Linked DNA regions of Homo sapiens: region 1 is linked to region 2. Evidence: chromatin loops called from intact Hi-C (ENCODE). Cell type or tissue: transverse colon. All regions are shown on one strand. Each heading gives the region's core, and the rest is flanking DNA. Links, peaks and the distances in the headings are about the cores only.

Evidence for each region. Peaks named below come from ENCODE experiments on the same cell type or tissue, not always from the same donor. Only the 100,000 strongest peaks of a DNase experiment are listed, where the experiment ranks them.
Region 1: a loop joins it to region 2, with 7 times the contacts of the local background. A loop is called at or near these places in 1 of 110 quality-filtered maps.

What each region holds. Positions count from the first base shown.
Region 1 is chr1:51,635,481-51,639,880 of GRCh38, reverse strand. The region is part of intron 1 of OSBPL9 (oxysterol binding protein like 9); the gene reads right to left. Among named protein-coding and RNA genes, the nearest start is that of OSBPL9, 21 kb to the right of the region's middle. In transverse colon, for the core only: no CTCF peak of the experiment used is centred there; a DNase peak (open chromatin) is centred at 2,565; H3K27ac peaks cover 352 bases.
Region 2 is chr1:51,252,778-51,257,177 of GRCh38, reverse strand. The region is part of intron 1 of RNF11 (ring finger protein 11); the gene reads right to left. Among named protein-coding and RNA genes, the nearest start is that of RNF11, 19 kb to the right of the region's middle. In transverse colon, for the core only: no CTCF peak of the experiment used is centred there; no DNase peak of the experiment used is centred there.

The DNA.
Region 1 (4,400 bases), core at 238-4,237, 380 kb before region 2:
TGCACTCCAGCCTGGACCACAGAGCGAGACCCTATCTCAAAAAAAAAAAAAAAAAAAAAAAAAACAACTAGGAATGCCTCCCCGAATCTGTTACATGAGGACACTTAAATTTATTTGAATGTTAATTTTACTTTGCTTAAAGTACACTGTGTTGAAGATCAAGCAATAAACTCACTGACTTGCTATGAATCTCTCACAGCTAAAAGTGAGGTCTCCTTCTGAACTTATTAATATACAGCATGCCATATTACTTTTCTTAAGGCACTTATTATTTCTATCTTACATGATAATAACGTATGTGCATGTCTCATCACTTCTCCCAAAGGTAGTTTCTGACTCATCCTTGTCCCCACCACCCCAACTCAATATGCTACCCTTGCTACACTGTACTTTGCAAAGAACATTTAACATGTTGATGGTAGAAGACCTGGGGACAATGAACGTGGACAAATGTCACAACAGTTCCTCTCCTTTACGCATAAATGTAAACACTGTTTCCACATTGAGAGACATGTTAGTTCATTTCCAAGTGCATATGAGGTTGCACACATAGCCAGTGTTGTACCTTCGACCATCTACTACTGGCACACAGGAGGAAAACTTGACAGGCAAACTAACCCATGAAGACAGGAATCACAAGACGCTGGTTCTAGGGCATGGGACAGACAGGAAAGGGACAGGAGGGAATTTTGCAGGAAGATAACAATGCTTCATATTTTGATTGGGATATTAGTGACAAGGCTGTAAATAAATGCAAAGACTCAACTAATTATACACTTAAAATATGTGTTTTTTACTGGAAGAAAATTATACGTCAATAAAAGTAAATTAATAAATAGTACTTGACAAAATTCTACGAAGATACACTAATTACAACAGTTACAAAATAGGAAATGATAGCAGCAACTCTCACTCACTCCTGTAGTTTTTTTTTTAAGGCATTCTTGCTATGTTGGCCAGTCTGGTCTTGAACTCCTGACCTCAAGCAATCCTCTGGACTTGGCCTCCCAAAGTGCTAAGATTACAGGTGTGAGCCACTGCATCTGTTCAGATTTTTATTTTTATTTTTATGAGACAGAGTCTTACTCTGTCACCTAGGCTGGAGTGCAGTGGTGCAATCATAGCTCACTACAGGGGCACACCACCACACCCAGCTAATATTTTTGTATTTTTTGTAGTGACAGGGTTTCACCATGTTGCCCAGGCTGGTCACTAACTCCTGAACTCAAGGGATCTGCCTGCCTCAGCCTCTCAAAGTGATAGGATTACAGGTATGAGCCACCGTGCCCCGCCTTTCTTTTCTTTAAAAAAAATTTTTTTTATACAGGTAGAGTCTCACTATGTTGCTCAGGCTGGTCTCAAATTCCTGGCCTCAAGCAGTACTGGGATTACAGGTGTGAGCCACCACACCCAGAATGTAGTCTCCTTTCTATTTAAGAGAGCACGGACTCCTAAAGCCATCCTGATAGCATTTAATGTACTAGAGACCCTTCCCCAGTTACTGCCTTGGGACACTCAATAGCCCCAAATGTCATTATGCTTCCAGAAAGCTACACCAACAAAAACTCTTGAGTAGTCACAGACTCACAATAATGGAGAAATTTTCCCCATCACTCATCCTTCAAGTTATCATAGATAACTATCTCATCCTTCCCTCCTTTCCCTGTCAGTTACAGATGGTCTCATTTTGAGCATCAGATTTAATGTCTATTGATTCAATATACAAAAATATATCAGTAAACAAGGTAATGGTGATTTTGGGGGTCTCTCCAAGATCCTGGGAACAAGGCTGCCTTCCCTTAAAGAAAAGAGACATATATCAAAACAGAGATATATACAAGATCATCTTTAAGAGATGGAACAGCCTGGAGATCATTATACTAAGTATTTTAGAACTAGAGAAAGAAGGCCAGAACTAATATCAGAAGGCAAGGATAGAAGTTTTTTTGACCCAAAGATTAAACCTGTTACATTCTGGTAATAGGTATGTCTCTAACATGGAGATACTGCATCTTGATGTCAATATCTAATGCCACTAAATACCTATAACATATAACTTTGGTCTGATGCTGCTTATAATTTGGCATCCCAAAGAGTTTGCATTCAGAGAATAAATGTATCAGTTAGATAGCCTAAATGTAGAGTCTTCTTAAGTTATATTTCTTGTTGTGAATTAATAAATTGGAATACTGATTCATATAATGGTGACCACTGTGTACATTTAGTGAATATTACTATGTCAAACACCTCCATAAACTTTAGCTTTTTGTTATCATTTACTGAGCACTTATGTGCCAGACACTGTGCTAGTGCTTTAAATACTATTTTATTTAATTCTCACAATGATCTTATGATATTGGTTCTTTTATCATACCCATTTTATTTAGTTTTATTTATTTATTTTTTTGAGACAGAGTTTCACTCTTGTTGCCCAGGCTGGAGTGCAGTGGTGTGATCTCGGCTCACTGTAGCCTCTGATTCTCCTGCCTCAGCCTCCTGAGTAGCTGGGATTAAAGGCATGCGCCACCAAGCCCGGCTAATTTTGTATTTTTAGTAGAGACGGTGATTCACCATGTTAGTCAGGCTGTTCTTGAACTCCTGACCTCATGTGATCCACCCACCTCAGCCTCCCAAAGTGGTGGATTACAGGCGTGAGCCAACATGCCTGGCATGTTATACTCATTTTATAACTGAGGAATCAGTGACAGAAAGGTTGGAGTAACTTGTCCACAGACTCACAGATAGCAAGTGAGAGAAACAGGATTTGAACCTAGGTATGGATCCAAAGGTACATTTGTACCACAGTCACTATAAACCTGGTTAATTTAAGTCTTCCTTAAAGGTTTTTCTCAACCACAAAGGCTGGGTGTAAAATCAGTGATCTTTCTGAATTCAGAGGAGTATGTCACCCTGTAAAGCCTCTCAGCAGTGCCTCAGAGGGCGGTAATGCTGACTTCTGAACCATCTCTAGCATGTAAATTCCTAGGTCACTAGATTACAAATACATGTCCACATCCCTTATCCCAAGACCTTTGGATCAGATGTGTTTTGGAAATGACAATTTTATTTATTTATTTATTTATTTATTTTTAAAGTAGAGATGGAGTGTTACTCTGTTGCCCAGGCTGGCCTTGAACTCCTGGCCTCAAGTGATCCTCTCACCTTGGCCTCCCAAAATGCTAAGATGACAGGCATGAGCCACTGTGCCCAGCCTTCACAATTTTAGAAAGGTAAGACAATTTGGGTTGGGTGTGGTGGGTCATACCTGCAATCCCAGCATTTTGGGAGGCCGAGCCAGGAGGATTACTTGGGCTCACAAGTTCAAGACCAACCTGGACAACATGGTGAAACCCCATCTCTACAAAAAATACAAAAATGAGCCTGGTGTGGCAGTGTGCACCTGTAGTCCCAGCTACTTGGGAGGCTGAGGTGGGAGGATGGTTTCAGCCTAGGAGTCAGAGGATGCAGTGAGCTGAATCATGCCATTGCACTCCAGCCTGGGTAATAGGGCCAGACTTTGTCTCAAAGGGAAAAAAAAAAAAAGAATGAAGTGGCATCCAGGAGAGGTGGCAAATGCCTATATTCCTAGTTACTGGGGAGGCTGAGGTGGAAGGATTACTTGAGCCTAGGAGTTTGAGGCTACAGTGAACTATGATCATGCCACTAAACTCCAGCCTGGATAACGAAGCAAGACCCTGTCTCAAAAAAAAAAAAAAAAAAAAAAAAAACAAGAGAGAGAGAGGAAGGAAGGAAGGATTGATTTTAGAAAGGATACACACACACACACACACACACACATATACATACATACAGTACATAAATTGTGTCACCTGCAGTGAGGTCTAGGGTAGCCAAGGATATTAATTCCACAACCAAGCATATTAATATATCTATAGTACAACAAACAAATATTTACACTAAGCATGATAAAGATTATAAATAGCCACACATCAGTTCAAGATAGGCTTTACTTCCAAATGAGCGTATCATAAATTTAGGGGGAAAAATCTTTTTAATTCAGGGCTGTAGAGATTTCAAAATTGCAGGCAGAGGATTGTGGACATATGGACTTTGATCTAGTGGCCTATAACATTGTCGAGTCTCAGGTTTTTCACTGTTTTTAAAAAAGGATAATTTTATCTTCAAGTCAGAATTTCAGGACAACAGGTGAGTGGAGAGAACCACTTTCACGGAGCTCAATTAAGCACAGCCATGATGACTTAGGGTTTTTGCATCCCTTATAAAGTTAAATATTAAAAACTAAATAGTAGCCCAAGTTCTGCAAACTACTGATAGCATGTTAGTAATATATGCTGCACCTTGAAGGAAATCAAAATATACCACCCCAAAATATACTTCTTTGGCATATTTTGAGATAGCTATTCTCAGAGGGGCTGCAG
Region 2 (4,400 bases), core at 304-4,303:
CCAGCCCCTCCAGCCATCCTGTCCCAGATAAGGTGGGTGGGAGGTACTGAGAAGCACTGAGAACTGCAAATTAAAACAAAAAATACCACACACACCTATCAGAATGGTGAAAATCCAAAACACTGACATTAAGTCCTGGCAAGGATGTGTGGTAACAGAAACTCTCATTTACTGCTGGTGGGAATGCAAAATGGTATGCTTTGCGACCAGGCACGGTGGCTCACGCCAGTAATCCCAGCACTTTGGAAAGCCAAGGCGGGAGGATCACCTGAGGTCAGGAGTTTGAAACCAGCCTGGCCAACATGGTGAAACCCCGTCTCTACTAAAAATGCAAAAATTAGCTGGGCATGGTGGCACGTGCCTGTAATCCAAGCTACTCGGGAGGCTAAGGCACGAGAATCGCTTGAGCCAGGGAGGTGGAGGTTGTGGTGAGCTGAGATCACGCCATACTGTACTCCAGCCTGGGTGACAGCGAGACTCCATCTCAAAAAACAATAACAACAACAACAACAACAAAAATGGTATGCTTAGGGTGACAGTTTGATAATTCTCACACAACTAAACATATTATTACCATTTGATCCAGCAATTGCACCCTTTGGTATTTACCCAAAGGAGTTGAAAAATACATCCAACCAAAACCCAGAAACAAATGTTTACAGGAGCTTTATTCATGACTATCGAAATGTGGAAGTAACTATGGTGTCCTTCGATAGGTAAATAGATAAACTACAGTATATCAATGCAAATGGAATGTTATTCAGCACTAAAAAATAAATGAGCTATCAAGCCATGAAAAACATGGAGGAACTTTAAATACATATTACTACATGAAAGAAGCCAATCTGAAAAGGCTACATACTGTATGATTCCAAATATGCAACATTCTGCAAATGGCAAAACTATGGAGACAATAGAACCATCAGTGGTTGTCAGGTGTTGGGGGGAGGGATGAACAGATGGAACACGGAAAATTTTTAGAGCAGTAAAACTACACGTATGATACTATAATGGTGGATGCATGTCATTATACATGGCAAATCCATGTACAACACCAAGAATGAACTCTAAGATAAACAGTGGGTTTGGGGTGATAATGTTTTGGCAATCGTTGAATATTTCAATGTGGGTTCATTAAAAAAAATTAAATGTAGCTCTATCAAAATTCTAGCTGGCTCATTTGCAGAAATTGACAGTTGATCCTAAAATTCACATGGAAATACAAGGGACTAAGAATAGCCATAACAATCCTGAAAAGGGAGAACAACAACAACAAAAAAGACTCACACTTTCTGATTTCAAACCTTACTTATAAAGCTACAGTACAGTACTAGCCTAAGGACAGACATATAGACCAATGGAACAGAAGAGTCCAGAGATGTACTCTCATATTTATAGACAACTGATCTTTGGCAAGAATACCAAGATAATTCAATGAGAAAAGAAAACTATTTTCAACAAATGGTGCTGGAACATCAGGCTAGTCACATGCAGAAGAATCAAGTTTGACCCCCTCCTTGAACATACCAAAAGCTCCCCAAAGAAAAAAATAGACAAACTGGTTTTTATCAGGATTAATCACTTTTGTGCTTCCAAAAACACCAGCAAGAAAGTGAAACACAGCTGGGTGCAGTCGCCCACGCCTGTAATCCCAACACTTTGGGAAGCCAAGGTAGAATTGCTTAAGCCCAGGAATTCAAAGCCAGCCTGGGAAAAAGAGTGAGACCTTGTCTCTGCCAAAAAGACAAAAATTAGCCAGGTGTGGTGGCATGCACCTCTAGTCCCAGCTACTCAGGAGGCTGAGGCAGGTGGATCGCTTGAGCCCAGAGTTTGAGGCTGCAATGAGCTATGATTGTGCCACTGCACTCAAGCATGGGCAACAGTGTGAGACCCTGTCACTAAAAAGAAAAATAAAAAATTAAATGTAACAAACTTATCCAGAGTACAAACTGCTGAGTCTCTATGTCAGCTATAATGTACACATTGCATGATATATAAGTAGTAGAAACATATATATACATATTATATAGCATATTAATAGTATTAAAAATAATATAGTTCCTCTTTACAGATACTATGTGATAATTAAATAAAATAATGTATGTTATGCATTAAACAGTATGTTGGGGGCAATGTAAACACTCCCCTCACCAATGTATAAGCTATTGCTTTTCTATGCAAGTATTCTATTCAAGAAAGAGCCTATAATGAAAAGAAAATTGGAGCTATGTTTTTTTCTCCCAGAGTAAAGTTAGTAAGAGCCAGCATATACTTATGTGCTATTCATTTGAAAAAGGAACTAGGCTGGGTGCTCATGCCTGTAATCCCAGCACTTTAAGGGGCCAGGGCAACCTGAAGTCCAGACCAGCCTGGCCAATGTGGCGAAACTCTGCCTTTACAAAAATACAAAAAAATGGCCGGGTGCAGTGGCTTATACCTGTAATCCCAGCATTTTGGGAGGACGAGGTGGGCAGATCACTTGAGTCTGGGAGTTCGAGACCTGCCTGGCCAACATAGTGAAATCCCCTCTCTACTAAAAATACAAAAATTAGCAGGGAGTGGTGGCACACGCCTGTAATCCTAGCTACTTGGGAGGCGGCTGAGACAGGAGAATCGTTTGAACCCAGGGGATGGAGCTTGCAGTGAGCCGAGATCCTGCCACTGCACTCCAACCTGGGTGACAGAGCGAGACTCCATCTCAAAAAAAAATTAAAAATACAAAAAAATTAGCCAAGCATGGTGGCATACACCTGTAGTCCCAGCTACTCGGGAGGCTGAGGCACAACTGCTTGAACCTGGGAGGCAGAGGTTGCAGTAAGTGGAGATCGTGCCAATGTACTACAGGCCTGGGCAACACAGCAAGACTCCATCTCAAAAACAGAAAAAGAAAAAGGAATTCATTCAAGGAAGCAAGGAATATCTAACTCTAATCAAGGAGACCATGTTTTATTCTTTGATTTAAAAAAAAAACTATAACCTAATCAACAGAATTATCTCATGAATGTGCCAACACAAAGGGGGTTAAAGTTTTAGGGGGAACCCCCCAATATTCATCAATGCCACATTTTGGTCACCAAAGAGGTATGCTTTATTGTGGAACATATTTTTCCACTGTTTCGATAAATTATTTAGGATGATCCGATTGATCGTGTAGAGCTTTAAAATCCTCACATCCTTTGATTTAGCAATTCCTTCCCTTTTTTTTTTTTAGAGATGGGACCTCACTATGTTGTCCAGGCTAGTCTCCAATTTCTAGGCTCAAGCAATCCTCCCGCCTCCACATCCCAAAGTGCTAGGATTACAGGCATGAGTCATTGTGCCTGGCAAGATCCAGCAATTCCTAAAAAAATTTATACAAATAAAATATTCTAAAACAAGAAGTGTTTTATCGATTAAACATTCATAGTATTATTTAAAATATCAAGAAAGCAAAAATAATGAAGTGTTGAGCAAATTATAGCACCCTAAACATTCTTCTTCATAAAATTTATGGCAGTGTATTTTATATCCATTTACCTACATCCCTCTCTAGAACGCGGGTACAGAGAACATGGAGATCATTTTACTTATCTTCACATTCTAGGATCTAACACAATCTCTACTTTCCTTCTATTCTTTATTTCGTTTCCCCCACCTCCTTTTTTTTTTTTTTTTTAAGAGACAGGATCTTGAGGTTGCCCAGGCTGGAGTGTAGTGGTGTGATCATATCTCACTGTTACCTCGAGCTCCTGGGCTCAAGTGATCCTCCTGCCTCAATCTTCCAAGTAGCTGGGACTACAGGTGCATGCCACCACACCTAACTTTTTTATATTATTTGTAGAGATGGGGTGTCAGTATTCTGCCCAGGCTGGTCTCAACCTCCTTCCCTTAAGGGATCCTCTCACCTTGGCATCCCAAAGCACTGAAATCACAGGCTTGAACCCCTGTGCCCGGCCTTATTTTCTAAATATTATGCAGAGAACAATTACCATTCTTTTTTATTAGTAAAATATACTTTAAACTCCTACAAATCAAGTTTTTAACAGACAGACAACCCAATTAAAAACTGGACAACGTCGGGCGTGGTGGATCGCATCTGTAAACCCAGCACGTTGGGAGGCAGAGGCGGGCGGATCACGAGGTCAGGAGTTTTGAGACAAGCCTGGCTGACATGGTGAAACCCCATCTCTACTAAAACTACAAAAAAATTAGCCGCGCGTGGTGGGCGCCTATAATCCCAGCTACTTGGGAGGCTGAGGCAGGAGAATCGCTTGAACCTGGGAGGTGGAGGTTGCAGTGAGCCAAGATCGCGCCACTGCACTCCAGCCTGGGCAACAGAGCAAGACTCTCTGTCCCCCCCAAACACACACACACACACACACACACACACACAAACTGGACAAAAGACTTCACAAAAGACA